Regions from separate parts of the Homo sapiens genome. Here region 1 is linked to region 2. Evidence: read pairs that join two places in POLR2A ChIA-PET (ENCODE). Cell type or tissue: GM12878. All regions are shown on one strand. Links, peaks and the distances in the headings refer to the core of each region. The heading gives the core; the rest is flanking DNA.

Region 1 (16,415 bases), core at 3,169-11,168, 150 kb after region 2:
GTGTCACGTGTGTGTTAGTACTGATGACCTCAGTTCTCTCTTGCTTTCTACTCTCTGATCTTCATCTAGTCACCTTTCGCACTTTCTTTTTTTTAATTAATTTATTTTTTAATTATACTTTAAGTTCTAGGGTACATGTGCACAATGTGCAGGTTTGTTACATATGTATACATGTGCCATGTTGGTGTGCTGCACCCATTAACTCGTCATTTACATTAGGTATATCTCCTAATGCTATACCTCCCCCCTCCCACCACCCCAAGACAGTCCCTGGTGTGTGATGTTCCCCACCCTGTGTCCAGGTGTTCTCACTGTTCAATTCCCACCTGTGAGTGAGAACATGTGGTGTTTGGTTTCCTGTCCTTGCGATAGTTTGCTTAGAATGATGGTTTCCAGCTTCATCCATGTCCCTACAAAGGACATGAACTCACCCTTTTTATGCCTGCATAGTATTTCATGGTGTATATGTGCCACATTTTCTTAATCCAGTCTATCATTGATGGACATTTGGGTTGGTTCCAAGTCTTTGCTATTGTGAATAGTGTCACAATAAACATATGTGTGCATGTGTCTTTATAGCAGCATGATTTATAATCCTTTGGGTATATACCCAGTAATGGGATGGCTGGGTCAAATGGTATTTCTAGAAACTACCATCAGAGTGAACAGGCAACCTACAAAATGGGAGAAAATTTTTACAATCTACCCATCTGACAAAGGGCTAATATCCAGAATCTACAAAGAACTTAAACAAATTTACAAGAAAAAATCAAACAACCCCATCAAAAAGTGGGCAAAGGATATGAACAGACACTTCTCAAAAGAAGACATTTATGCATCCAACAGACACATGAAAAAATGATCATCACTGGCCATCAGAGAAATGCAAATCAAAACCACAATGAGATGCCATCTCACACCAGTTCAATGGCGATCATTAAAAAGTCAGGAAACAACAGGTGCTGGAGAGGATGTGGAGAAATAGGAACACTTTTACACTGTTGGTGGGAGTGTAAACTAGTTCAACCATTGTGGAAGACAGTGTGGCAATTCCTCAAGGACCTTTCTCAGTTTCTGTACTAAGAGAGGGAGAAACTGATCCCTGTCCTACATGGAGCACAGGGTTGTGTGACAATGGAGTGAGATAACAGGCCTCTATGAAGATGTCAGTATTATAGAAACAGGAAATGTATACAGAAATAGTATGCCCTTGATGCAGCTTCTCAGTCTAAGTAACTCATGAGTGTATCTTATGAGATTAATATTCTTTCCAATGTTATATGAAGGGGCCAAAGGTGACTATCTTGAAAGTGTTTTATAATTATTCACCTATTTTGACTCATAAAAATGATAATTTCATAGAATGCAGGCTAAATCTTCAGAGTTTTTAATAGTAAGCAAGAGAAGATACTTGATATCCTAGAATCAACTGAGTTTTCCCACCATAGCCAATAAGAATACTTATATTGAGCTCGAAATGGGAAGCTTCCATGTTTACTTTCTGTATTGAGAGATGACCTGCCCCAATTCTTGACCCTGATTCTGTAAAATTCCATTTTGGGGCTCAATGTTTATCAAAGGAAGATGGAAAAATCAAAGAAGAAAAAGGTAAAAAGCATTAACAACATCAGCCAAAGGTATCTCTCTCTCTCTTTTTCTCCCTTCCTTAGCTCATCACCTCCTTTCATTCATTTTTTAAAATAAACAGACAAATTAGGGTTATGCTATTCCAGACTAAGAAGAGCAAGTTGGAAGAAATAATTGGTGCATCAGTCAGGAAAAGCTCAGTTATGTTGCAGCAACAAACAACTCCAAAATCTCAGTGACTCAACACTTTTTTTTTCCCCAAATTTACTCTAGTTGTTTCACATGTGGGCTTTACTGTTGGTTATTCTGGTACTTAGGATCATGAAAATGCCATCTTGATAAGTCTTTCCACAATCATCAAGGCATTGGGAAGGGGATGTTGAGAATCACACAGAAATATGTCAGTTTTTTTCAAGGAAATGACAGACACCACTTCTCCACATATTTCTGTGGCCAAACAGGTAACTTGTTTGTTCCCAGCTTACCATGTGCCTAGAGGGAGAAGCATCAGAATATTTGTGGACATCTCTAGTGACTACCATTAATGTTTGAGGAAGGAACAAGAAATAATAAAAGCCCTTACCTCATAGATTATTGTGAAAATTTGTATAACACTTAAGCCTACAGTAAGCTCTATTATATGAATTAAAATTAAAAAAATAATCAATTTATATGATAATTATTTTTAGAGAACTAATAACTTATATGGAGACAATGTTCGGCTAATATAGCCTCTGGAAGGCTTATGTAAAATTTTCATATTTTATTTATGTCATTCTATTTCCAGCTTATATCCATATTTATAAAATTGTTGCTATCTCTATTCCATTTTCAAATTTAAGAAATCATTGCCTTCCTTTCTTTGATGAAAATAGAGCTTGGAGAAGAAATATCAATTCTGCCATTCTGAGAACACACACACATACAAATTCAAAATGTTTATATAAATTATATATAATATATATTTATATATAAAACATATAAAATAAATATAAAATTATATATATATATATAGAGAGAGAGAGAGAGAGAGAGAGAGCCAAATATTTTGTAGATGGAATGTTAACTCTTCTTGTAAAAGACCATAAATAAAGCTGGGTACAGTGGCTCATGCCTGTAATCCCAGCACTTTGGGAGGCCGAGGCAGGTGGATCACCTGAGGTTAGGAGTTCAAGTCCAGCTTGGCCAACATAGTGAAACCCTGTCTCTACTAAAAATACAAAATTAGCCGGGTGTGGTGGTACATGACTGTAATCTCAGCTACTCAGGAGGCTGAGGCAGGAGAATTGCTTGAACCTGGGAGGCGGAGGTTGCAGTGAGCTGAGATCACGCCATTGCACTCTGGCCTGGGCAACAAGAGCAAAACTCCATCTCAAAAATAAATAAATAAATAAATAGGTGGCTGGGCGCGGTGGCTCATGCCTGTAATCCCAGCACTTTGGGAGGCTGAGGTGGGCGGATCACGAGGTCAGGAGATCGAGACCATCCTGGCTAACACGGTGAAGCCCCATCTCTACTAAAAATACAAAAAAATTAGCCGGGTGTGGTGGCGGGCACCTGTAGTCCCAGCTGCTGGGGAGGCTGAGGCAGGAGAATGGTGTGAACCTGGGAGGCAGAGCTTGCAGTGAGCCGAGATCACGCCACTGCACTCCAGCCTGGGCGACAGAGTGAGACTCCATCTCAAAAAATAAATAAACAAATAAACAAATAAATAATATTTATACAATATAAACAAAATAACTGTACTTTGTTGTAGTCAACCAAGCTACTTTGGCTTTTGAAAAACCACTCCATCAAATACTTCACAATGAATTATGTAGATAGCAAAAAAGCCATCTCTTTTGTGTGTTAACACAGATATACCTCTGAAAAACTTTTTAAAGAGACAATTAAATTAAGAACTGCTCAGTATTAGATGGCGGGATGAAGTCCTCTACACAAAGAAAGCATCTTTGGAGGCAAAATACACTTGTGCAATGAGTTTCATCCATGTCGACAATACCAATCTTGATAAAGTCAAAAAAGGCAGGTTTTTCACAATGCATTTCTTTTGGACTGAATTATCTCAATGATTGTCTTAACTTTCCTCTTCACTTGAGGAGCTCTTTCTAAAGCAAAGTTGTGGTTTGGCAAGTAGCCAATCATTTGGACAGTAAAGTAGACAATCGAAGCCATTACAGTGCTTAGGCTAGCTGGAAATTTGTAGGCCTGGCTGGAATGATGCCAGTGAAGAACTGCAAAACTTCAATGCACCTGCAACTGATGAGTTGGATTGCTCCACCTTGTGCCTATTCTGTGCTATCCTTCTAGTGAGATTCTTTATCCCAGGGTGTGCTAACCTGATGCACGTGAGATGTAATGTGGTCACAGGATATTCAAATGCTAGGAAAGATTATTGTTTTTCTAAATCATTTGAAACATGGAAGGGGATTCAAACATATAAATAGTAATTTGTAAAACCAAGTTTGAAAATAATAATTTTTCTAGATGCAAGATCAAAGATAAATATAACCAGATGTAGAAAACCAGTAAGTATCTGAGGCTAATAGAATTTTCTGAGGGGAAAAATTGTTTTCTCGGGAAGTAAACATTATTTCAGGTATTTTTTCCCAGAACTTTAAGAAGTTTATAGTAATGTGTTTCATTCCCAGAAATTAATGAAACTAAATTATACAATTCCCAGAAAATATGGTTTAAAAGTTGCCTTTATAGAAATAAAATACTCTATTAGCAACTATTACCAAGAGAATTCATTGCCTTGAGTGAAGAAGAAAACTGAAGTTCACAAACTTTGGAATCTAGATTTGTGATTTTCAGCTAAGAAGAATTAAATATTTCTTAATGCCCATTTGGAGAGGCTAATTCAAAAATTAACTTTTTAAAAGTAAGAATTCTTTTTTTTTTTTTTGCCATGCTGGGTTCTTAAATTATGGTAGGATTGAAAAATAAGAACAGACATCACTTTACGGATACAATTTTTTATTACTAAAAATGAATGGACTAAATCTGATTTAAATTCTTTCACAAGAGTGTCCTTTGAAAGATGCACATACAGCTGCTATTGGCCTGTAAGAAGCTTCCCTTTCAGAGAAATTTTATTGCCCTCGAGATGGCGAGTTTTTTTAAAATAATCTTTTTATTTCTTTCTTGCAATTGAAGATGCAAGTCAACAAGTTCCTTCATTATGACCTAATACACAGATTTTTACAAAAAGCAGATGTTCTGGGTTTAAATTCAAATCATATTGTTAAGAAGCATCCTTTATCTCAGTTTTTTTTCCTTGTCCTCTCTCCGCCCTTTATTCTATTTTCAATTCCTTTATTATTCATAGATCCTTTCATGGATTTCCATTCTTCAGAATATGATGGTCTTCCAATGTGAAACCACTTAAGTCTATCCGTCTAATGGAAATGTTTTTTTTCCAGCGGTTAAGAAGGACATTGCTCTTGACATGACAGTCTAAATTTCCTCTCTCATTCTTTCGTCTAGCTTTCATTTTCTCACTGTCCACGTTTTCCCCCACATGCCATTTTATGATTTACTTTCATAATAACATTGCCAATATTATAATACTTGTTATTTATATGGTGTTTTACAGTTTCATAAAGGACTTTCATTTCTTTGATTTATTTATTACGTTTTGCTTCATCTAAATCTATTTGTCAAAACATTTTTTATGTGGAAAATGAGTCATAAATGAGGCATATATTATTGTAGACCATCTATTGCCAGTAATGGTTTTCTTTTAACTACTTTTAGAATTACATTAATCCTGAAGGTTAAATCATTTCTGAAGTATATTAATCCTGGAATTTAAAGCTATAAAGCATTAACTGCTGTTATAATTTTTCATCTCAAAGTTACCTTAGAGAATGACAGTATTTTTTTTCCCTACAGAGTGACTGTTAAAGATATTACCAGTTTCAGTTTGGAAGAATCATGCCAAAATGTTAGCTACTTTAAAAGACAGATATCTCTTGGAAATATTTCTGGCTATGCATATGTGATGGTCACACATTGAATCTATTTTAAACCTAGTGCTGAAATTATGAATGTAACATTGACATTTTTTATCCCAACAAGATAATTATCTTCTTACTGTTAAACAGTAATATCTCCATAAGGAAAACTAAATATTTATTTTAAAAAATTTCTTATGAAAGCAAATTACTGTAGTTCAATTTTCATTGTGAGGTAGGACAAAGTGAATTGGAGGTTATCCATAATCATGAACACAGCTTGTGATATTTCAGAGTTCTTTTATTTTACTGAAATTTGAGGAGAACATTTTTATAGCTGAATTCATTATGCTGAAGTCTTTCTTTAGACGCCCACTATCAGAGCTAGCAGGAGATGAAATTACACATGATGATATGTTGACCTTTGGACAGTACTTTTTAAAACATCAGTTTTCTGAGCATTTTCTTTTATTTTACCCTCATAACAATTTTGTGAAGTAGGTGCTGTGTAAGAATTATTCCAGCCGGGCGCAGTGGCTCACGCTTGTAATCTCAGCACTTTGGGAGGCCGAGGTGGACAGATCATCTAGGTCAGGGGTTTGAGACCAGCCTGGCCAACAGGGTGAAACCGTATCTCTACTAAAAATACAAAAATTAGTCCGGCATGGTGGCGGGCACCTGTAGTCCCAGCTACTCGGGAGGCTGAGGCATGAGAATTGCTTGAACCTGGGAGGCAGAGGTTGCAGTGAGCCGAGATTGCATCATTGCACTCCAGCCTGGGCAACAAGAGAGAAACTCTGTCTCAAAAATAAATAAATAAATAATAGAATTATTCCTAACCTTAGCACATTAAAACATTTATTATCACCCAATTTCTGAGAGTCAAAAATCTGGAAGTAGCTTACCCAGTTGGTTCTGAGTTAGGGTCGGGGTAGCAGTCAAAATATCAGCTAGGGTTGCAGTCATCTCAAGACTTGACTGGGCAGAAGGATCTGCTTCCAAGTTCACTAGCGTTACTGACAGACTTCACTTCATTGTCTGTTGGCCAGAGACTTCCATTTCTTGCCATATGGCTTCCCTATTGACTGATTCAATGTCATTGTCAACTGGGTGGCCCCAGCTCTGTGTGTGTGTGTGTGTGTGTGTGTGTGTGTGTGTGTGTGTGTGTATGAAAGAGAGAGAGAGAGGAGAGGAGTCTCAGAAAAAAGTCACAGTCTTTTTTATAACCTAATGTCAGAAGTGACATATTATTACTTCTACTGTATGCTATTGAATACATGGGCCAACCTGGTGCAGTGTGAGAGAGGACTATATAAGGATGTGAATACCAAATGGTAAAAATCACTGGAACCATCTGGGAGGCCACCACAATAAATGATCAGACATTATAAAGATAACTGAGAACTTGGAAAACAACTGACTTGCTATAGATCTTAGCCACACTTTTGTAGCTTTAATTGTGGCAGTAAATTTTCCACTATACCAGAATCTCTTGCTCTTCACAAGTTTTTTCTATAATCATTGCTTCCTACATTATGATAAAAGTGTATAAGTTTTAAAAAGGTAAGCTACTGAATTTCATGAGGTTTTTTTTGTTTGTTTTGTTTTTTGTTTTTGTTTTGTTTTTTTGAAATTTATGACTGGCTAGTTTTTCAGGTGAAGAAAAGGAGGCCCACTGCAAATGTACCATTCCTGCCAACTGTACATTGAACTATGGCATTATTTAAAGAATGTGGTACCTCCCGCATGATGTCTGTATGTTCCCCAGTCTTGTCTTATATATCAGCCAAACCAGGAATTATGAGATGAAGAGTTGTGATTGCACAGCCCTTTCATTTCATGGGTGTAGAAATTTAGAAAAGTTATATGAGAGAGCCATGTGAATGTTGTGTTAGAGCTTACATTTGGTTAAGGTTTTAATTGACAAACCAGTAGATGAAAAAATATCTGATAATTATTCAGGAAAATTTTCAAATTGTTGTCAAGCTATTTTAAAAAGACTCACATAAATAGGAACTTAATCAAACTAATCATCTATTATTTTATATCGTAGGACTCAATAAACTGTTTTATTCATTGTACTGCCTACTAATTAGTGTTTATAACTCTTATTCATGTCATCCATGGTTTTCTGGAATTGAATTTTTACCTCTCTCAATAACTCCCATTCCTCAATACCTGTAATCCAGATTCGATGATTCCTAACATTGAGAGTATTTGTACATATCTGTATTTCTTGCTTCTTTGATGCATGCATTTACTCATCAGATAGATGCAAAGCAAAAATAATATGCCAAGCATAGGGCTAGATGATAGGAGAAAATGTGAAGAGGGTAAACAAGTTTTTGCCTCCAGTGGGCTTCTTAGTTTCTCTGTGGAAGAAGTTCCTAAAGAAATAATTGTAAAAGAAAAAAACTTATTAAATTTACAATTGCTAAAAATGGTATGAAAGAGGAAGATCGAGTGTTGCAATATTATATAGAAGGGGGTTCTCATCTTATGTGTGTGGGAAGAGGAAAGTTAACCAAGTCTTCCCTGAGAGGGTTTTAATTGTTTCAGACTTACATGAGGCTTGGCATAGTTAGATGCACAAGTATGTTTAAGATATTTTTGGCCGGGCGTGGTGGCTCACGCTTGTAATCCCAGCACTTTGGGAGGCCGAGGCAGGCAGATCACGAGGTCAGGAGATCGAGACCATTCTGGCTAACACGGTGAAACCCCGCCTCTACTAAAAATAGAAAAAAATTAGCCGGGCATGGTGGCAGGCACCTGTAGTCCCAGCTACTCGGGAGGCTGAGGCAGGAGAATGGTGTGAACCCGGGAGGCGGAGCTTGCAGTGAGCCGAGATGGCGCCACTACACTCCAGCCTGGGCGACAGAGCGAGACTCTGTCTCAAAAAAAAAAAAAAAAGAAAAGAAAAAAGATATTTTATGATATGCAGTTAATTCAAGGGGGAATTTCTATAGTCAAGTGCAGGGTTAAAGATACTATGTTGCTACCTTTGAACATGATTGTAAATGTTATAAGCTTTTACAAAATAAGTGAACATGAAGCATGAAATTAAGCATAGAATGAAAGATAACTTTGTATGCTTTTTAACATTAATGTACATATTCATACATTTAACAAACTTTTATTAAGCAGTGTGTCATGGTAACAAGGGAATGAGCCTTGGAATCAGAAAGATTTGGGTCTACTCTCTGCTATGGCATTAACATTTTGGGAAAGACCCTGAGTCTTATTGAGACTTAGTATATTCATCTGTAAAATAGGGACAGTGATACATAGTTTGAGAGCTATTGAGATACAGATTGAGCATCCCTAATCTGAAAATCTGAAATCCAAAATGCTCCAAAGTCCTACATGATGCCACATGTGGAAGATCCCCCACATGACTTCTTGTGATGAGTCACAGCCAAATGCAATCAAAACTTCATTTCATGCACATAATTATTCAAAAATATCGTATAAAGCGGCCAGGTGCGGTGGCTCACGCCTGCAATCCCAGCACTTTGGGAGGCTGAGGCGGGTGGATTACCAGGCCAAGAGATCGAGACCATCCTGGCCAACATGGTGAAACCCCGTCTCTACTAAAAATACAAAAATTAGCTGGCTGTGGTGACACATGCCTCTAGTCCCAGCTACTCGGGAGGCTGAGGTAGGAGAATCACTTGAACCCAGGAGGCGGAGGTTGCAGTGAGCCGAGATCACATCATTGCAGTCCAGCCTGGGCGACAAGAGCGAAACTCCATCTAAAAAAAAAAAAAGAAATCGTATAAAGTTACTTTCCTCCTATAAGGCATATGTCAAACATAAATAAGTTTCATATTTAGATTTGGGTCCCATCCCCAAGATGTCTCATGATATGTATGCAAATATCCCAAAATCTTAAAAAATCCAAAATCTGAAACAATTCTGATCCCAAGCGTTTTGGATATGGGATACTCAACCTCTAATGCAGACGAAGCATTTATCAACATCTGGGACATTGCTGGTCTTCAATACATGGTAGCTATCATTATCATCATCGTTATTATTGTTATTTTTATTTGCTAGGGTTAAAAATAAACCAGATTAGTCTGAGTTGGAGTAATTGTTTTGTAATTCAATTGCGGAAATACTATTAAAGTTTCAATATCTTAATGCAGAGCTCTGGAACTACATTTATAATTATTATCTGAGACTACTTGACTACTGTGTGTCCTTTGGAGAATGTTGTAATATATTCTAATTCAATAATTAGAGGTATTGAAGAACCATGGGCTGCTCATAAAAGAACAGGAAATGACTAAATAGCCTTGATTTTGGTAACTTGTATTTATGGTTATTCTAATGTATGTAATTAGAAACTACTTAGTGAAACCTGGAGTGGTGGGAATTGATGGTGGGGGGAGGGAATGGGGGCTAAGAGGACGTTTATTGTCAGCCCTGCTGATGATCTTAGCCTTCATCCTGTTGGTGACAGAGAGGCAATGAAAGTTTGTAAGCAGAGGTGTGAAGTGGGCAGATCTGTGTTTGACTACGTGCTTGGAGGAAGGGGTGGAAGATGAACTGAATGGGAAGTGGAGAAGCCAGTTAAAGGGGCACTAATAGGTCATGCGAATATTTCTGAGGAACTGAACTGGTTACAGTTGTAAAGCAATTGACTAATAAAACGGAGAAATGGTGATAGCCCAAAAAAAGGTGGAGTTAACATAAATCTTTAGGAGGTAAAATTGGCAGGGGTTTTTGTTGAATTGGATGGAGTAAATGTAGGAGTAGTTTTCAAGGAAATTGATGACTCAGAGGTAGAGAAAAGTATTGAGAGAAAGGCAAGGGCGTATTTGAAATAAATAAAAAAAAATTCCAAGGATAAAAATCAACCAGACTTGGTAATTAAGTGGATGGGTGGAGGTGAGTAAAAGAACTCATGAATTACTCCAGGAAGATGCCACCTTTTGAGCAACGGAGCATAGCCGAGAAATGTTATTTAGAGGAGAAGTTTATAATGTTTGTTTTAATTCAATTTGTTGACTTTGAAATGCTTATGGGCTATCCAGGTCTAGGTGGTTATAACAGGTAATAACTAGGTGGTTATAACTAGATAATGTGTGTCTGTCCTGCAGACATAAGTCTGGGAGATATAAACAGATATATGACTGCTGACCTCAGGAGTGGAGGACATGTCTTAGAAAGCACGGATCCAGTGACAAAGCAGTGTTTCCCTTAACTTCTCCTTTGTCTTTTCTCATAAGTCTGTTCACCAACAACCATTTTCAAATATGTCTTATTTATTACATAATTCCATGCCAAGATCCTGATTCAGGTTCTTATCTCCCTCTTCCCGAGAGCCTCCAGACAATTGTATCTGCCCCCAGTTTCCTCCTCTAGCACCACCAAAATTTTCTTTCTGTGAGAAAAATCTGACCCATAAATAATCATCTGATTTGGTGATTAAAGACAGATAATGCCTCTTCACTGCTTACCATGTAGATAGCTGACTTTGTAACATCAAATACAATGGGAGTCATCTCAAATTACACCTTCCCGTGTGCCCAAGTCCTTACCAAATTTACCACTATCTCCTACACACGTCATGTCTTTTAATGCTTCTACATCTTTGTTCAAGCTGTTGGCATTCACTAAAATATCCCTCTCCACCTTGTTTGTAGGATGAGCTACTACTCAGACTTCAAATACCACTCTGATGCCATCTGTGTTCTGAAACATTCTCTGACTCCTGAATTCTCATCCCAGTCTCAATTCAACACTGTGTGTGTGTGTGTGTACACACACATCTACTTACGTGTTCACATTTGTTCACATGTTTGTGAACCCTTTAAAAATAATTACATTGTTATGTGTATCCCTTTATTCCATGGCTGATACATAAAAAACATCTAATAATTACTTATTCAATTGAATATGGCAGAAACCAACTCAGTAAAATTCTGTGGATGGGGGTATGAAAATAAATGCTAAATTAGCTATTTGATAGCTATGAGGAGAACAATTTAGACAAGGTCTGATTATTAGAGGTCCATACGGAAATGTTAATCCTTTCCCAAGTACCAAGAATCATGAGAGAAATAGCCCCTGCAATGGTCTAAAGAAAAAGGAGGTAAACTAGAAAGGAGGCCAGTTAAAAACACCTTTATTACTGAGTGAAGTTGGGCCAAGTGAAATTAATTGATGTGAGACTGTGAAATTATACTTCATCTGTTTGTTATCCACAGTTACATCACACTTCATCACTCACCATAAAGATGAGCCATTGCACCTACATGAATTTTAAACGTAATTGAAACTGAAGTTGTAACTGGTGATTTATAATATTAACCATTTCTTGAAATATCTCTTAAACAGCATCAGCCATTTTTAATTTTTTTATAAACTGGATAGAAGAAAAATTTTTTCTTATTAATTTAGAAACATCATAAGGATGAAACTTAATATAAGTTTACATATATGTGTACTTACATACACACATAATTTTACAGAAAATGAAAACCAAATAGAAGAACAGAAACTTAATCTTTACAAAGTTACTTTCATCATTTCTGTGGTTATAAATTGTACATATTCACTGTAGAAAAATTAGAAATTATGCACAGTCATGCATCACTTAACAATGAGAATATGTTTTGATAAATCCTTTGTTAGGTGATTTAATCATTGTGGGAACATCATAGAGTGTCCCTACACAAACCTATATGGCATAGCCTGCAAGACACCCAGGCTGTGTGCTATAGCCTATTGCTCCTAGGGTATAAACCTGTACAGCATGTTATTGTACTGAAGGGTATAGGCAATTGTAATGCAATGGTAAGTATTTGTGTATCTAAAGATGGAAAAGATACCATAAAATATGCTATAAAAGATAAAAACTGCTACACCTGTGTAGGGCACTTACCATGAATGGAATTTGAAGGACTGGCACTTGTTCTGGGTGAGTGAGTGAGTAGTGAGTGACTGTGAGGGTCTAGGACATTATGTACACTATTGTAGATTTTATAAACACTGTACACTCAGGCTACACTAAATTTATTTAAAAATATTTTCCTTTCTTCAATAATAAATTAACTTTATCATACTGTAATATTTTTACTTTATAAACTTTATAAAGTAAAAGTTTGTAAAGTTTATACAGTTAAATTTTTTAACTTTTTAACTCTTTGATGCTAACACTTAGATTAAAACACACACATTGCACAGCTGTACAAAAATAGTTTTAGTCTTTATATACTTATGCTATAGGCTTTTTTCTATTTTTAAATTATTTTATTTTATTTTTTAAACATTTGTGTTAAAAACTAAGACACAAACATGCCTTAGCCTAGGCTACACAGGGTCAGGATCATCAATATCACTGTCTTCCACCTTCACATCTTGATCCACTGGAGGATCTTCAGGGGCAATAACATACATGTAACTGTCATCTCTTGTGATGATGAAGACTTCTTCTGGAATATCTCCTGCGGGACCTGCCTGAGGCTATTTTACAGTTAATTATTTTATAGGTAGAAGGAGAACACTCTAAAATAATGATTAGGCTGGGCATGGTGGCTCATGCCTGTAATCCCAGCACTTTGGGAGGCTGAGGCGGGCAGATCACCTGAGGTTGGAAGTTTGAGACCAGCCTGACCAACATGGAGAAACCCCGTCTCTACTAAAAATACAAAATTAGCCAGGCGTGGTGGCACATGCCTGTAATCCCAACTACTCGGGAGGCTGAGAAGGGAGAATCGCTTGAACCCGGGAGGTGGAGGTTTCAGTGAGCTGAGATGGCACCATTGCACTCCAGCCTGGGCACAAAAGCAAAACTCCGTCTCAAAAGAATAATAATAATAATAATAATAATAATAATGATTAACAGTATAGTATAGCAAATACATAGACTAGAAACAGTCATTTATTATCATTTCAAGTATTATGTATTGTACATAGTTATATGAGCTATACTTTTATACTACTGGGAGTGCGATGGGTTTGTTTATACCAGCACTATTTTATTTTATTTTGTTTTTGAGACAGAGTCTCTCTGTTGCCCAGGCTGGAGTGCAGTGGCGCAATCTCGGCTCACTGCAAGCTCCGCCTCCTGGGTTCACGCCATTCTCCTGCCTCAGCCTCCCGAGTAGCTGGAACTACAGGCACCCACCACCACGCCTGGCTAATTTTTTGTATTTTTAGTAGAGACGGGGTTTCACCGTGTTAGCCAGGATGGTGTCGGTCTCCTGACCTCGTGATCTGCCCGCCTCGGCCTCCCAAAGTGCTGGGATTACAAGCGTGAGCCACATCACTCGGCCTATACCAGCATTAACACAATGTTGTGCTACCATGTTGCGAGCCATGGGAAGGAGAGAAGAGAAGGAGAGAAGAGCTGCGGCCCCTCAGGGATCCCAGACCTAGAAGCTCTCTTACCCAGGGCTGTGACACCCTCTTTGGGGCTCTGTAGCTCCTGGCTTCTCCAGGCTTCCAGGCGCCACTGCGTTTCCCTATGCCAGCCGTGGAAGCTGCTTGTGGTACGCCTGGTCCAGCCACAGCGTTGCAGAGAGCAGGTGCCCATACCAGCGCCTGGAGCTGCCTGGCTGTGCTCAGTGGCTGGACCCCATGCTCACTCACTCACAAGTCCCTCACCACTCCGCACCTGGCTCACCCTTGGCAGGTGTGGTTTCTAGGCCAGTAGTGTGAGCCCAGTTCGGCCTGTCAGGCTGAGTGGATGAAACGGGCCCAGCGGGCCCTAGCAAAACTCAGGCAAAGGAGCCACTGGCCAAGGAGGTTTCCGGCTGGAAAAGTGACACCTCTAGGATCCTGTGACATTATGGAACTACTACCATATATGGGATACATTGTTGACCAAAATGTTATGTGACACATGACTGTATATGTTTAAAGAAAATGAAAACAACCCCAAATTTTGCCAACTAGGGTAAGTGACAATTATAAACATATCTTGGAATTAACTTTACATGGACATGTTTATGTATTTTTAATAACAAGGATCCCATCATATATGTAATTTTGTATTTTACTTTTAAAATTAGCTATTACAATGTATGTGATATCAGTAAATATTCTTACAGACACCCAATTTTAATAGCTGTGAAATATTTAAACATGCTGTCCTCTCGAAATATATTTATTTATTTGTTTTTAAGCCACTCATCATCTTTATTTCCTGGAATTAAAAAGTTTTAATTGACATATTAATAGTTGTACATAGTTTGGGGTACACGTGAAATTTGGATACATGTATACAATGTGTGATGATCAAATGAGGTTAATTAGGGTATCTATTACCACAAACATTCATTTTTTTCTTTGTGTTGAGAACATTAAAATTCTTCTTTTGTAGTTACTTTGAAATACACAATACAAATACAAAAATTAGCTGGGTTTGGTGGTGCACGCCTGTAATCCCAGCTACTCGGGAGACTGAGGCAGGCTTGAACCCGGGAGGCAGAGGCTGCAGTGAGCTGAGATCATGCTACTGCACTCCAGCCTGGGCGACAGAGTGAGACTCTTGTCTCAAAAAAAAAAAAAGAATTCTCCCTTCTTCCTCCAACTTCAGTACTCAGTTGCTCCAATAGTCCATGTTATTTCAAGTCTTTATGTCTTTGTTCATGTAATGTCCTCTGATTACAGTGCTTTTTTCTCCAGTCTAACCTGCCTAGCAAATTCTTAATCTTCATTCAAGACTCAAGTTAGAGGCTACCCCCTAAATAAACCTCCGATCCAAACTCCTTGACCACTTTTTTCTCTTTGACCCATCTGTACATGGCCACATTTTTATCATACCATCTATAGCATGTCATGATGCTTATTTACAGGGATTATATGTCGCTACTAGAAAGTAAGCTTTGTGGTGGTAAGATTAAAATAACACCTAGCACAGTGTCCAGTACAATGTAATAAGAAAAACTAACATCTATTTTACATTTAGTATGTACCTGGTGGTTCAAAGTGTTTTATATGTTTTATTTCAGACCATCTAATTCTCAAAGAATCCCAACAGAAATGTATCATTAATATCACTCTTGACAGATGAGGAAGTGGAGATACAGGGAGTTGAAGTAAGTTGCCTGAGGTTGCTAGTAAGTGGTGGTGACTTCACAATGCAAAACCAGAAAAACTAGCCCCAAATTCCAGTTTTTAAGTACTCTTTCCCTTCATATTGCCTTTCTGAGTAGGCACTTAAAAATATTTGCAAGATGAATTAATGTATTACTTTCCAGGCAGGTTGTCTTTGATTGCTTTCTCCAGCTTCTGAAAATATTAATCCGCTTCTCCTTAGCAAAATGTGCAATCTTTGCACATTTGCAGTCACACTTAAATCTTGAGTTTCCAACCTATTTCTGTTTGCCAAAAAACTTTTTTTCTTCCACCCTTCTTTAATATTTCTATTTTTTTGTTTTCCCCCTCTTTCTCTCTTTTGTATTTCTGTGATGTCTTAGAGAATACTTTTACACTCTGTTGTTTGCTTACCCAGAAGTGGCCTGTCCTAGGTTCTTGTTCTGGCTATCTTTCCTTTCTTCCCCCATCTCACTCTGTGCCTGGGATGCTGACCTCCCTGAACTCCACCAGCAGACTTTCATGCCCTCTGGCTTCTGGCTGTGTTCCACCAACAGGAGGCACCAGGAAGAAATTAGGGGGTGGAAGGAGAGTGATACCCCAACAATCCTTGAAATATCCCCAGTAAAGTTGTTTAAGATGGCTGGGGGACTGGTTGAGTCCCCTGATAAAGGTCACAATCCTATCAGGTGTCCTCATTCACAGTCATTTTATTCCTGGGTTGTGCTAACTACTTCTTCCCCTACCCCTTCAGGTTTAGGCTTGGTAACAATTCCTGGTTGTTGTAACTAATAGAAGTAACTCTGCCCTTACCTTTGT
Region 2 (16,415 bases), core at 3,963-11,962:
TCTGCTGCCTCCAAGTTGAGGAAAGAAAAAAAAAGAAACCCACTAAGATCACCCCTGAGCTGCAGTGGGCAGCCCAGGAGTACCCAGCCATGATCTACAGCCAGCACTCAAAGAGGAGGGGAACCCATACTTTCAGAGCATTTGGAGGGAACATGGCTGCAATTCTGAAAAAACAGAGAGGGGCCACACAACTGAGCAAGAGTCTACAACTGACAAATACACATAAATAACACCTACTGGATCACACCCCAAAGTGTCAGCACGAAAAATACCTCACTAACATGCCCCTCTCTGAAACCAGAGACAAGAAGTCAGCTTCAAATACACACCCTAGACAAAACCTTGGCCCAGTGAAAGCATCCAGAAAACAAGTCTATTGACTGTACTCAATCTACACTGCAGTTAAAGGAACACCCACATGTAGAGATGAGAAAGAACCAACACAAGAACTTTGGAAACTCAAATGGCCACAGTGTCGTATGTCCTCAAAATGATCACACCAGTTCTCCAACAAGAGTTCTTAACCAGGCTGAGCTGGCTGGAAAGACAAAAATAGAATTCAGAATGTGGATAGGAAGGAAGATCATTGAGATTCAGGAGAATGGCAAAATCCAATCCAGGGAAACTGAGAACCAAAATAAAATACAGGAGCTAAAGGATGAAACAGCCAGCATAAAAAAGAACCTAATGAATCTGGCAGAGCTGAATAATACAAGGATTTCCATGCAATCACAAGTATTAACAGAATAAACCAAGCTGAGGAACGAATCTCAGAACTTGAAGACTGGCTCTGTGAAATAAGACAGTCAAAATAAAAAAGAAGAAAAATAAAGAAAAAATAAAAGAGAATGAACAAAACCCCCCAAGAAATATAGGATTATATAAAGAGGCCAAATCTATGAATCACTGAAATCCCTGAAAGGGAGGGGGAGAAAGCAAACAACTTGAAAAACTTATTTCAGGATATTGTCCAAGAAAACTTCCCAAACCTTGCTAGAGAGGACAATAGTGAAATTCAGAAGATAGAGAACTCCTACAAAATTCTATACAAGAAGATCAGCCCCAAGACATACAATCATCAGATTTTCCAAGGTTGAAATGAAAGAGTGTTAAAGGTAGCTAGAGAGAACAGGCAGGTGACCTACAAAGGGAACTCCAATCAGGCTAACAGCTGACCTCTCAGCTGAAACCCTACAAGCCAGAAGAGATTAGTGATCTATATTCAACATTCTTAAATTAAAAAAATCTTCAACCAAGAATTTCATATTCAGCCAAAAAACTTTTTAAAGGAGAAATAAGATCCTTTTCAGATTAGTAAATGTTGAGGGAGTTTGTTACCACCAGACCTGCCTTACAGGAGATCTTGAAAGAAGCACTATATATAGAAAGGAAAAACTGCTACCAGCTAATACAAAAACACACTTAAATACACAGACCAGTGATACTATAAAGCAACCACACAAACAAGCCAGAATAATAACCAGCTAATAACACAATGACAGGATCAAATCCACACATATTAAGACTAACCTTGAATGTAAATCAGCTAAAGGCTCCACTTAAGAGGCATAAAATGGCAAGCTCTGTAAAAGGCAAGACCCGGCTGGGCATGGTGGCTCACATCTGTAATCCCAGCACTTTGGGAGATCAAGGTGGGTGGATTGCCTGAGGTCAGGAGTTCAAGACCAGCCTGGCCAATATGGTGAAACCCCGTTTCTATTAAAAGTACAAAAATTAGCTAGGCATGGTGGCGGGTACCTGTAATCCCAGCTACTCGGGAGGCTGAGGCAGGAGAATTGCTTGAACCCGGGAGGTGGATGTTGCAGTGAGCCGAGATTGCACCACTGCACTCCAGCCTGGGCAACAAGAGCAAAACTCCATCTCAAAAAAATAAAAATACAAAAGCAAGACTCAATGGTATGCTGTCTTCAAGAGGCCCATATAACACGTAATGACACCCATAGGCTCAAAGGAATGGAAGAAAATCTATCAAGCAAATGGAAAACAGAAAATAAGCAGGGGTTGCAATCCTAATTTCAGACAAAACAGACTTTAAACCAGCAAAGGTCAACACACAAAGACATTACATAATGATTATGGATTCAATAGGAAGACCTAACTGTCCTAAGTATCTATGCATGAAACACAGGAGCGCCTAGATTCATAAAGCAAGTTCTTAGAGACCTACAAAGAGACATAGACTACCACACAATAATAGTGGGAGACCTCAACACTCCACTAACAGTATTACACAGATCATCAAGGCAGAAAATGAACAAAGATATTCAGGATTTGAACTCAACATTAGATCAAATGGATCTGATAGACCTCTACAGAATTCCCCACCTCAAAACAACAGAATATACATTCTTCTCATTGCCACATGCTCTAAAACCAACCACATAATTGTACATAAAACAATTCTCAACAAATGTAAAATAACCAAAATCATATCAAATGCATGGCTCAGACCACAGCACAATAAAAATGTAAGTCAGGAGACTATGAAAATTGCTCAAAACCATGAAATTACATGGAAATTAAACAACATGCTCCTGAATGACTTTTAGGTAAATGATGAAATTAAGGCAGAATTCAAGAAGTTATTTGAAATGAATGAGAACAAAGATACAACATACCAGACTCTCTGGGACACAGCTAAGGCAGTGTTAAGAGGGAAATTCATAGCACTAAATACCCACATCAAAAAGTTAGAAAGACCTCAAATTAACAACCTAACATTGAAACTGAAAGAATTCAAGAAGCAAGAGCAAATCAACCCCAAAGCTAGCAGAAGACAAGAAATAACCAAAATCAGAGCTGAACTGAAGGAAATTGGGATGCTAAAAACCATTTGAAAGATCAACAAATCCATCAGTTGGTTTTTTGGAAAAATTAATAAGATAGGCCACTAACTAGATTAATAAAGAAAAGAGAAGATTCAAATAAACACAATTAGAAATGATAAAGGGAATGTTACCACTGACCCCACAGAAATAAAAATAACCATCAGAAACTACTACAAACACCTCTATGCACATAAACTAGAAACCCTAGAAGGGATGGATAAATTCCTAGACACATACACCCTCTCAAGACTGAACCAGGAAGAAATTGATTCCCTAAACAGACCAATAACGAGCTCCAAAATGGAATTAGTAATAAATAGCCTACCAACCAAAAAAGAAAGCCTAGGACCTGATAAATTCATAGCCAAATTCTACTGGATGCACAAAGATATGGTATCATTCCTACTAAAACTATTCTGAATAATTGAGAAGGGACTCCTCCCCAACTCATTCTATGAGCCCAGCATCATCCTAGTACTGAAACCTGGCAGAGACACAACAAAAAAAGAAAACTTTAGGCCAATATCTTTGGTGAACATCAATGCAAAAATCCTCAAAAAAATACTTGCAACCCAAATCCAGCAGCACATCAAAAAGTTAATCCACCATGATCAAGTAGACTTCATCCCTGGGATTCGAGATTGGTTCGACATATGCAAATCAATACATGTGATTCATCACATAAGCAAAACTAAAGACAAAAATCATATGATTATCTCAAATGACACAGAAAAGGCTTTCAATAAAATTGAACACCCTTTATGTTAAAAATTCTCAACAAACTAAGTACTGAAGGAATATACATTAAAATATGAACAGCCATCTGTAACAAACTCACAGCCAACTTTATACTGAGCGGGCAAAGGCTAGAAACATTTTCCTTGAAAACCGACACAAGAAAAGGATGCCCTCTCTTACTACTTCTATTTAGCATAGTATTAGAAATCCTAGCCAGAGCCATCATGCAACAAAAAGAAAAGGCATCCAAACAGGGAGAGGAAGTCAAACTATCTCTGTTTGCAGACGACATGATTCTATATCTAGAAAACCCCATACTCTTGGCCCAAAAGCTCCTTCAGCTAGCTGGTAAACAACTTCAGCAAAGTTTCAGGACACAAAATTAATGTACAAAAATCACTGGCATTCCTACTGTAGCTAAGCCAAGATGCAAATCAGGAGAACAATCCCATTCACAATTGCCACAAAAAGAATAAAATACCTAGGACTACAGCTAACCAGGGAGGTAAAAGAACTCTATAATGAGAATTAAACACTCCTGAAAGAAATCAGAGAAGAAACAAAGGAAAAATCATCCCGTGCTCATGGATAGGAAAAAATCAATATCATTAAAACGGCCATCCTGCCCTAAGTAATGTACATATTTTCAATGCTATTCCTATCAAATTACCAATGACATTCTTCACAGAACTAGAAAAAACTACTATAAATTCATATGGAACAAAAAAGAGCCCAGATAGCCAAGGCAATCCTATGCAAAATGAACAAAGTGGGAGGCACCACATTGCTTGACTTCCAACTAAACTACAGGACTATAGTAACCAGAACAGCATATTGTTGTTACAAAAACAGGCACATAGACCAATGGAACAGAATAGAGAGCCCAGAAATAAAGCCACATGCCTACAACCATTTGATCTTCAACAAAGTTGACAAAAAGAAGCAATAAGGAAAAGACTCCCTATTTAACCAATGGTGCTGGGATAACGGGCTAGCCATATGCAGAAGTTTGAAGCTGGACCCCACCTTACACTATATAGAAAAATAAACTCAAATATAGATGAAGGACTTAAATGTAAAACCCAAATGTACAAAAACCCTGGAAGACAATCTAGGCAATCATGACAAAGCCACCAAAAGCAATAGCAACAAAAGCAAAAATTGACAAATGGGATCTAATTAAACTTAGGAGCTTCTTCACAGCAAAAGAAATTATCAACAGAGTAAATAGCAACCCACAGAATGGGAGAAAATTTTTGCAAACTATGCATCTGACAAAGGTCTAATACCCAGCACCTGTAATGAATGTAAACAAATTTACAAGAGAAAAACAACCCCATTAAAAAGTGGGTCAAGAACATGAACAGACACTTTTCAAAAGACATACATGCAGCTGACAAGCATATGAAAAAAAAGCTCAATATCACTGATTATTAGAGAAGTGCAAATCAAAACCACAACAAGATACCATCTCACACCAGTCAGAATGGCTATTAAAAAGTAAAAAAAAAAAAAAAATAGCAGATGCTGGTGAGATGGCAAAGAAAAGAGAACACTTATACACTGTTGATGGGAGCGTAAATTAGTTCAACCATTGTGGAAAGCAGTATGGTGATTCCTCAAAAAACTAAAAGCAGAACTACCATTCAACCCAGCAATCCCATTACAGGGTATATACCCAGAGGAATATAAATCATTCTACCATAAAGACACTTGCATGTGTATGTTCATTGCAGCACTATTCACAACAGCAAAGACATGGAATCAACCTAAATGCCCATCAATGGCAGATTGGATAAACAAAATGTGATACATATACACCACAGAATACTATGCAGCCACAGGAAAGGACGAGATCATGTCTTTTGCACAAACATGAATGGAGCTGGAAGCTATTATCCTTAGCAAACTAATAAAGGAGCAGAAAATCAAATACCACATGTTCTCACTTATAAGTGGGAGCTAAATGATGAGAACTCATGAACACAAAGAAGGGAACAACAGACATTGGGGTCTACTTGAGGGTGGAGGGTGGGAGGAGGGAGAAGAATGGAAAAGATAACTATTGGGTGCTGGGCATAATACCCGGGTGATGAAATAATCTGTACAACAAACCCCTGTGACATGAGTTCACCTATGTAACAAACCTTCACATGTAAACTAAACCTAAAATAAAAGTTTAAAAATTTAAATTTTAAAAAATTTTTGAAAAATTAAAGAAGAAAAGACAGCAAACTTACCATAAATGTGATGTGAGCTCTGACTGCTGTGCTGACTAGCCTCCTTACTCCCTAAGAAACAGTAATATTAAAATTAAGCCAATTAATAAGCTGGCAATGACCTTTAAGTGTTCAAGTGAAAAAAAGTTTCACATCTCTTTTTTAAAGTTAAAAGCTACTAGTAGTTAAGCTTATTGCGGAAAGTATGTCAAAAGCAGGAATAGGCCAAAAACTAAACCTTTGCAACAACCACTTAGTCAAGTTGTGAGTGCAAAGGAAAAGTTATTGAAGGAAACTAAAAATACTACTCCAGTAAACACATGAATGATAAGAAAGTGAAACAGCCATATCGTTGATATGAAGAAAGCTTTAGTGATCTGAATGGAAGATCAAACCAGCCACAACATTCTCTTATGCCAAAGCCTAATCCAGAGCAAGGCCCTAACTTACTTCAATTTCATAAAAGTGAGAGGTGTGAGAACGCTGCAGAAGAAAAGCTGGAAGCTAGCAGAGGTTGGTTCGTGAGGTTAAAGTAAAAGAAGCCATCTCCATAACATAAAAGTGCTAGGTGGAGCAGCAAACGTTGATGTAGGAGCTACAGCAAGTTATCCAGAAGATGTAGCTAAGATAATTGATGAAGGTGGCTACATTAAAAAAGAGAATTTATATGTAGATGAAACAGCCTTATAGTGGAAGATGATGCCATCTAGGATTTATATCACTAGAGAGGGGAAGTCAATGTCTGGCTTCAAAGTTTCAAAGCACAGGCTGATTCTCTTGCTAGGGACTAATGCAGCTGGTGACTAAACTGAAGCCAATGCTTGTTTACCATTCTGAAAATCCTACAGCCCTTTAGAACTAAGCTGAATCTATTCTACCTATGCTCTATAAATGAGATAACAAAGCCTGGATGACAGAACACGTGTTCACAGCATGGTTTAATGAATAGTGTAAGCCAAATATTGACACTTACTGCTCAAAAAAAAAAAAAAAAAAAAAGATTCTTTTCAAAATATTATGGCTCATCAACAGTGTATCTGGTCCCCCAAGAACTCTGATGAATATGTACAAGGAGATTAATGTTATTTTCATACCTGCTAACACAACATCTACTGCGGTTTGCCATGGTTACCACGGGACTGAATGAAGGCAGACAAATGCAGAAATGAAAACTTAAAAGAAACAGTTTAAAGAAAGGGGCTAGGGGAAGAAGAGGGATCCCTGCTTCTAGTGAGCAAAGGCAGCCACCCTGAGCTTCTACAGCCCTTTTATTTATTGAGTAGAAAGAGCAGGGAGGAGGAGGTAACGATTGGTCAGCTGCTTAATTGATCACAGGTTCACATTATTGCTAACAGGCTTCAGATGTGCCTAATCACAAGCAACACTTGTGCTTGGGGCGTGACTGCCCTCAGCATTCCTTGTGGGTGGCAGACACCGTTTGTCAGTTTGCCAACAACCTGTAAGAACAGTTTGCTCTTTACTCACATAGCCTCCAGTGGTATACTGAGTTGGTCACAACGCTCATTCTTGCGGTCTCCAACATCTCTCCCTTTGTGTTTTTAAATTAATTGAGAAAGGTAATTGCAAAATGTGCAGGCTTCAATTGCTGGTTCGTTCTGTCTTTGCATTCAGCTCGTACTGGGGGAACCAGGCCCACAGTTGGGTTGCATGGGTCCCTCCAGTCTCCTATTCCATGGTCGTACACACCTTAAGGGCACCCATAGAGTTTGTTCATCTCCTGCAAAAACACAAGCGTACCCTCATCCCCACATTAGCAAATTAATTGAAAAAAGGCAAAGGCTTTTGAGGCTGTAGCTGGGGGCATGCTGTTGCTGATGCATCTGCTCCACAAGCTGCAATTCAGCTTCTTCCTCTTTGGTTAACCACGCGGTAAAACTTTCCATTGATAATGAGAGGCAGGCTCTTTCTGATTAACAGAAGGCACAGAGAAAACAAAGAAAACAAATCAAAGCTTATTTTTCTCGTGCAACACTATAGCAAAAAAAAAAAAAAAAAAAAAAAAATCCTCACGATCTATTACCATGAGAGATCAGCCTCTTGCTTCTGCATCCATAAGCCCACAAAACTCTTCTTCAATTTGCACTGCACAAGTGGGTCTACTAGATGCTATGGGTTGTGATAGATAAATTTCCTGTGTAGTTGTACTTCCAAATCCCTTGATTCTCTCCTTTCTCCTTTTGTGGAGAAGGGTGCAATTTACAGGGAATAAGCAACAGTTGAGCAATATATTCTCCCTGGTTCAAAAACCCAAAGATCTTGTGACACCACCACCACCACCTGAATTTCTCCTTCCCAATCAAAATCAACTCCTGGGACTACAGTAATGCCCAGTAAGTTAAGATGACTTTTACCCAAAATTAATCCCATGTATCCTATTGGCAAAGGTCCCCAAATACCAGTGGGAATCTTAGTGAGTTTGTTTCCTCCAATTAACGTAACCCGTTCTCTGACTGGGAGATCTAATCCCGCGCTTCCAGGTGTTCCCGGGGAGAGGGAATCGACGTGCCTCCAGAAACTCACCCCTGAAACGGAGTTGTGGCCTGGAGGAGGAGTGCCCTCATTGTTTGAGGTGCCCCGGTCCAGGCCCCCTTCTTGTTTCCCTACAGGGGGGTGCCATTTTGATGAAATTTTGAGTGGCATTGATTAGCCCAGTGATTTCCTTTATTGCAACAAGGGCAAAATCCTGGCTTTTTTTTCTGTTAGGAGGGGACTGTGTTATAAGATCCCTTCTGCCCAGAGGTCTGACGGCATTCTTTTTTTAAAATGTCCAATTTTTCTACACTTATAACATTTTCCCACTTTAAGGCTTGACCCTTGGCTCCTTTTAGATCTGTCAACTATCAAATTAGTCATTATTGAGCCAATATTGTAGAGTAATGAAGCTCAGTTCCCACATCTTGACAAGCTCTGAGAAAACCTCCCAAGATTTTTGTACATCTCACAGGTGCCAGTGCATGTTTACAATCCATGTTTGCACTCTCAAAAGTTAAAGTTAGGCTTTCTGTAGCCACAAAAGAAGACAGTACAAACCAATTTTCATCCTCCCTCTCCTGTTCACTACCCTCAATAGGTGCTGTAGGTGGATCAAAAAATTCTCTCAAACCCTGAAATAATGACAAAGACAGTACAAACCAAACTCCAAACAAAAAAGAGAAAAGAAATAGCCAAGTTCTTCCCCATGTTACCCTGATTCAAAAACTTCCCATTCTCTATACCTCTTTAGGGCACTGACCAGTACCTCTTTAGAGCAGTGACCTTATATTGCAGCTGGCAGACTTGTAATGGGGTTTCTGGTTCATCTGGGTTTACTACTTCTGCTCCAGCAGACCTTCTTCGTTCATGTCCCTATAGGACCCTATCTGTCCCTGTTTGTCCCTATCTGTCCCTGCAAGTCTCTGCTAGTCTCTACTAATCTCTATCTGTCCCCACGGTCTCTGTTTGGGTGCCACTTGCTGCAGTTTGCCATGGTTTGCCACAGTTACCATGGGACTGAATGAAGGAGGACGAACACAGAAATGAAAACTTAAAAGAAACTGTTTTAAAGAAAGGGGCCAGGGGAAGAAGAGGGATCCCTGCTTCTAGTGAGCAAAGGCGGCCTCCCTGAGCTTCTACAGCCCTTTGTATTTATTGGGTAGAAAGAGCAGGGAGGAGGAGGTAACAATTGGTCAGCTGCTTAATTGATCACAGGTTCACATTATTGCCAACAGGCTTCAGCTATGCCTAATCACAGGAAACACTTGTGCTTGAGGTGTGACTGCCCTCAGCATTCCTTCTGGGTGGCAGACGTAGTTTGCCAAGTTTGCCAACAACCTGCTTTCATGAGAACAGTTTGCTGTTTACTCATGTAGCCTCCAGTGGTATACTGGGTTGGTCATGACCCTCATTCTTTCAGTCTCCAACAAACATCCATTCTGCAGCCCATGGATCAAAAAGTCATTTTGACTCTCAAATATTATTATTTAAGAGATACATTTTGTAAGGCCATAGCTGCCATAGATAGTGATTCTTCCGATAGATTTGGGCAAAGTAAATTGAAACCCTTATAGAAAGGATTCACCATTCTAGATGCCATCAAGAACATTGATGATTCATGGGAGGAGGTCCAAATATCAGCATTAACAGAAGTTTGAAATAAATTGATCCCAATCCTCATGGATGACTTTGAGAGGCTCATGACTTTAGTGGAGGAAGTAACTGCAAATGTGGTGGAAGTAGCAAGAGAACTAGAATTAGAAGTACAGCCTGAAGGTGTGATAGAATTGCTGCAATCTTCAAAGAAAGTGATTTCTCCTTCTCCTTCTCCTTCGCCTTCTCCTTCTTTCTTCTTGTTCTCCTTTTTCTTATTATTCTTCTCGGTAGAGACAGGAGTCTCACTATGTTGCCTATGCTAATCTCAAACTCCTGGCCTGAAGCAATTCTCCCACCTCAGCTACTCAAAGCACTGGGATTACACTGCGCCTGACCTAGAAATTGGTTTTTTGAGATGGAATCTACTTCTCATGAACATACTGTGCACATTGTTGAAATAACAACAAAGGATTTAGACTATTTCATAAACTTAGCTGATAAAGCAGTGTCAGGGTTTGAGAGGACTGACTCCAGTTTTGAAAGAAGTTCTACTGTGAGTAAAACACTATCACATAGCTTTGCTTCAGAGAATTCTTCCATGAAAGGAAGAGTGAATTGATGTGGCAAACCTTATTGTTGTCTTATTTTAAGAAATTTCCACAGCCACCCCAACCTTCAACATCACCACTCTGATCAGTCAGCAGTCATCAACATTGAGGCAAGACCCTCCACAAGCACAAAGATTACACCTTACTCAGATGATATTTAACATTTGTTTAGCAATAAAGTATTTTTAAGTTAAGGTATGTGCATTTTTAGGCATAAGACTATTGCACACAATAGACTACAGTATAATGTAAACATACTTTTATTTGCACCAGAAACCAAAAAATTAGTATGATATTTTATTGTGATATTAATGTTTTTGAGATGGTGTAGAATCAAACCTGCGGCATCACCAAGGTATGCTTCTATAGTCAACACTACTGCATTTTACACTTTGAAATTTCTTAAAAGGGTATATGTTACGTTAAGTGTTCTTGCCACAGTAAAATAAAATTAATAAAGTGGAAAAAATCTCTGGCATTATACCCTTGAAACTGATGAAATAATACATTGTTATAATTTTTTTTTTTTTTTGAGACGGAGTCTCGCTCTGTCACCCAGGCTGGAGTGCAGTGGCACAATCTCGGCTCACTGCAAGTTCCGCCTCCCGGGTTCACACCATTCTCCTGCCTCAGCCTCCTGAGTAGCTGGGACTACAGGCGCCTGCCACCATGCCTGGCTAATTTTTTGTATTTTTAGTAGAGACGGGTTTCACCGTGTTAGCCAGGATGGTCTCAATCTCTTGACCTCGTGATCCACCTGCCTCAGCCTCCCAAAGTGCTGGGATTACAGGCATGAGCCACCACGCCCGGCCCATTGTTATAATTTTAAAAAAATAAAATAAAATAAATATATGAGAAAAACAACTATAGACTAATATCTTTAATGAACACAGAAGCACAAATTCCAATCAAAATTTTAGACGATTTAATACAACAATATTTGTACAAACTTTCTATTGCTTTTGCAACAAATTACCAAAGAATTATAGACTTAAAAAACACAAATTTATCTTATATTCCTGGAGGTAAGAATTCTGAGATCTGTTTCACTGTGCTAAATTCAAAATATTCACAGAGTTAATTTTTCTTGAAGATTCTAAGGAGAGAATCCATTCACCTATCTTTTTTTAGCTTCTAGTGGCTGCCAATATTCTTTAACTTGTGGCATCTTCCTCCATCTTCAAAGTGCATCACTCCAATACTCTGCTTCCATAATCACATCACCCTCTTCTCTGTGTAACCAAATCTCCTTCTGCTCTTTTCTTATAAAGGCACTTGTGGTTACTTTTGTTGTTCATCTGGATATCCTCCCTAGTGTCATCTCAAGATCCTTAGCATAATCACTTTTGCAAAGTACCTTTTGCCGTATAACATTTGCAGGTTCTGGAGATGAGGAAGTGGATATTTCGGGGGGCCATTTTTCAACCTATCAGTCTGCCTTCTGGCTACCAAAGATTCACATTCACCCTACATGCAAAATGCATTTAATGCATCCCAGCCTCCCCAAGTGTCTCCACCTATTAAAACATCAGTTCAAGACCAAAGTCTCATCTAAATATTATCAGTTCAAGGAGGTAGAGAATAGAATGATAGTTACCAGAGGCTGAGAATGGTATGGGATGGGAGGGCATGAAGAAAGGTTGGTTAGCAGATATAGAGGTACAGTTAGATAGAAAGAATAAGTTCTAGTGTTCAATAGCATAGTAGAGTAACTATACAATATATGATACACAACAGTATATTGTATATTTCAAAATAGCTAGAAAAGATTTGAAATATTCCCAACACAAACAAAATGATACATATTCAAAGTAATAGATACCCTAAATACCATGATTTGATGATTGCACATTCCATGCATGCATCAAAATATCACATGTATTGCTTACATATGTACAAACACTATGTATCAATAAAAAACAATAAGTAAATAATATCATCAGCTCAGATATCCCAAATCTCATCATCTAAGTCATATAAATTAGGTATAAATCACGCTTTAGGTATGTTCCATCCTAAAGCATAATTCTCCTCCATCTGTGTACCCATAACACTGAAAAACAAAGTGTAGGATTGAATACAACAATATTTGTATAAACTTTCTATTGCTTTTGCAACAAATTACCAAAAATTTATAGACTTAAAAAAACACAAATTTATCTTATATTCCTGGAGATCAGAATTCTGAGATCTGTTTCACTGTGCTAAAGTCAAAATACTTGAAACAGGCATGGGATAATAGTTATGGGCATTTCTATTCCAATTGGAGAAAAAAAAAAAAAAAGCAGAAGAAATAAAGGGGTCAGCAACCCCAAGCAAATTTGAAATCCAACTGAGCAAACTCTATTAGACTTCAAGGTTATCTTTTTGGGTCTCAAGCCTCCATCCTCTGAACGCTTCTTTTTTTTCATAAATGGTAGTATGTGCTTGCAGCTGAATAACTTTATCAGCCTGTTTCCTACCTGTAAAATTTTGGAATTACAACAGCATTCTTTTATTTCCTCTTCCCTCTGTCCCTTTCAGTAAAAGCTTACAGAGTTTCTGCTGATATATCATTCTTAAAAACTTTGTGGTTCTCCTATGTATGTATTAGAATCCATATGTCACTTGACTAATCTTTTCAAAGAGACTTCTGTGTGACTGAATACTTTAATCTTGCAATACTTCTGAGGCACTTGCAAAAAGTTGTCCACTCACTCTCTTGGATTGCTCTCAAGAGCACTCTTTTCTGACAGTGAATCTTTTCATTTTGGCATCTTTTGCAATCTGGATAGACTGAAAATTTTCCAAATTATCAAGTCTTAGTTGCTTTTTGCCTTAATAATTCTTTCCTCAATTTATCTCTTTCCCCTCCCATTTGACTATAAGCAGCAAAAAGAAAAGAAAACACATCATATCTTAACCCTTTGCTTTGAAATTTCCTCAGCTAAATATCCAAGTTAATCATTTACAAGATTTTTACACATAACCTCAAGACATAATTTAGCTAAGCTTTCTATCACTATATAACAAAGATATTTATCCAGTTTCCAAAACATGTTCCTTATTTCCTTATGAGCTTCACCAAGAATCTTTAACATTTATATTTCCACTTACAGTCTGTTCAAAGCAATGCAGGCTTTTTCTATTATGTACCTTAAAATTCTTCCAGACTGTACCCATTATCCAATTCAAATGCCACATCTACATTTTTGGTGATCTGTTACAGTCGCATCTCACTTCTAGACGCCCAAAATATGTATGAGTTTCCTATTGCTGTTAAAATAAATCACCACAAACTTAGTGACTTAAAACAATACAAATCTATTCCCTTACACTTTTGGAGGTCAGAAGTCTGAAATCGGTTTAACTGAATTAAAGTCAAAGTGTCAGCAGTGCTAATTCCTTCTGGAGGCTCAAGGGAAAAATCCATTTTTATATTTATTTATTTATTTATTTTTGCTTTTTTCAGTTTCTAGAGGCTACCTATATTCCTTGACTTGTGGTCCCTTCCTCCATCTTCAAAACATAACCCTCTTATCTCTGTTTCCAGTATCACATCACCTTTTCTCTGTAGTATATCTTCTCTCTGCCTTCCTTTTATGAAAACACTGATGAGTACCTGTATGGCCCACACAGATAATCCAGAATAATCTCCCCATCCCAGTATCCTTAATTTGTGCACATCTACGAAGTCCCTTTTGACATGTAAGTAACATTGACAGGTTCTGGGATTTCGGACTTTGTTATTTTGGAGTTCTACTATTCAGCCTACCACAGTATATTAAGAGAATAATACATCATGCCTAAGTAATGTTTATCCTAGACATGCAAATTTGTTTTAATATTCAAATACAAACCAACAGAATTCACTACATTAACAACAATAACAAAAAAAACCATGATTGCCTCAATAGATGCACAAAAAAGTGACAATATCAATATCCATTTGATTTTTAAGAAAATCTCAGCAAACTAGGAATAGAAGATTACTTCCTCAGCATGATAAAAACCATCTACCAAAAATATAGACAACATTATAATTGAGTTAAAAAATGCATATTTTCAACCTAAGATGAGAAACAAAGCAAGGATTTTTATTCTCATCATTTTTATTCAACATTTTCTGAGGGCTCTGGCCAGTGCCAAAAGGAAGGAAGGAAGGAAGGAAGGAAGGAGAAGGGGAAGGGGAAGGAAAGAAAGAGAGAAAGAAGGAAAGAGGGAGAGGAAGGGAAGGGAGTGAGGGAAGAAGGAAGGAAGGAAGGAAGGAAGGAGCTGGGTAAAAAGAAGGGGAAGTATCTTTATTCACAAGTGACTTGATTATCCATGATAAAAATAAGATGAAATATACAAAAAGGTATTCAAACTAATAAATTTCTTTAGCACAGTTGCATGATACAAGATCAATAAATAAAGATCAACTATATGTTTATATCATTGCTTAAACAATTAGAAATTTAAATTTTTTTATTTTTTAATTAATTTTTTTTTTGAGATGGAATATCGCTCTGTCTCCCACGCTAGAGTGCAATGGTGCAATCTCGGCTCACTGCAACCTCTGCCTTTCGAGTTCAAGCGATTCTCCTGCTTCAACCTCCAGAGTAGCTAGGAATACAAGTATGTGCCACCACACCCAGCTAATTTTTGTATTTTTAGTAGAGATGGGGTTTCACCATGTTGGCCAGGCTGGTCTTGAACTCCTGACCTCAAGAGATCTGCCTGCCTCAGCCTCCCAAAGTGCTGGGATTACAAGCATGAGCCATCGCACCCAGCCATAAATTTAAACTTTAAACAGTATCATTTGAAATAGCATAAAAAATACAAAGTACTTAAGCATAAATCTGATCCAACAATTTGTAAGACCCATACGCTGAAAATTCTAAAAGACTGATGAAAGAAAGTAATGACCTAAAGAAATGAAGAGATATATCTCTTCATTATTGAACTTCTCTTCAAAAATGAACATCTTAATACTGAGTCTCTGACTAATGAAGAGATATATCTCTTCATTAGTCAGAGACTCAGTATTAAGATGTTCATTTTTTCCAAATTGATCAATAGGTTATACATAAATCTTCTCAAGATTTCAGAAGGCTTTTTTTTGAAGAAATTGACACATTGATTATAAAATTTATATGAAAATTAAAAGGACATTTTATAGCCAAAACAAATTTGTAAAAGAAAAATAGAGTTCGATGGCTAATACTATCAGATTTCAAGATTTATTAAAAAGCTATAATATGGTCTGGGCACGGTGGCTCAGGCCTGTAATCCCAGCACTTTGGGAGGCCGAGGCGGGCAGATCATGAGGTCAAGAGATTGAGACCATCCTGGCCAACGTGGTGAAATCCCGGCTCTACTAAAAATACAAAAATTAGCTGGGTCTGGTGGCACATGCCTGTAGTCCTAGCTACTCAGGAGGCTGAGGAAGGAGAATCGCTTGAACCTGGTAGGCGGAGGTTGCAGTGAGTCGAGATCGCGCTACTGCACTCCAGCCTGGAGACAGAGCAAGACTCCATCTCAAAGAAAAAAAAAACCTACAATATGAAGCTGCTAATGTGTTAGTGTAAAGATAAACAAGTATATTAAAAGAACAGAATAGGAAATTCAGAAATAGATCCACCCTTATATTGACAACTGATTTTTGACAATCAGAAGTGCAAAGACAATTTAATGTAAAAAGGATAGTCTTTATAATAAATAATGCTAGAATTGGATATTCATATGCAAAAATATGAATTTCACTTGCAATATGAAATTAACTCAAAGTGGATAATTTACCTAAATATGAAATCTACAACTATGAAACTTCTATAAAAATATATAATAAAAATCTTTGTGACCCTGGATTAGGCAAAGGTTTAGCTATGACACCAAAAGCATAATTTATTAAGGAAAAAATTGATGAACTTCATCAAAATCAAAATCTACTT

Evidence for each region. Peaks named below come from ENCODE experiments on the same cell type or tissue, not always from the same donor. Only the 100,000 strongest peaks of a DNase experiment are listed, where the experiment ranks them.
Region 1: POLR2A ChIA-PET joins it to region 2 with 5 read pairs; 2 of 35 experiments call an interaction of 5 or more read pairs at or near these places.

What each region holds. Positions count from the first base shown.
Region 1 is chr13:80,238,985-80,255,399 of GRCh38, reverse strand. No RefSeq gene overlaps it. Among named protein-coding and RNA genes, the nearest start is that of SPRY2, 94 kb to the left of the region's middle. In GM12878, for the core only: no CTCF peak of the experiment used is centred there; no DNase peak of the experiment used is centred there.
Region 2 is chr13:80,390,850-80,407,264 of GRCh38, reverse strand. No RefSeq gene overlaps it. Among named protein-coding and RNA genes, the nearest start is that of SPRY2, 58 kb to the right of the region's middle. In GM12878, for the core only: no CTCF peak of the experiment used is centred there; DNase peaks (open chromatin) are centred at 5,984, 6,935, 7,344 and 7,674.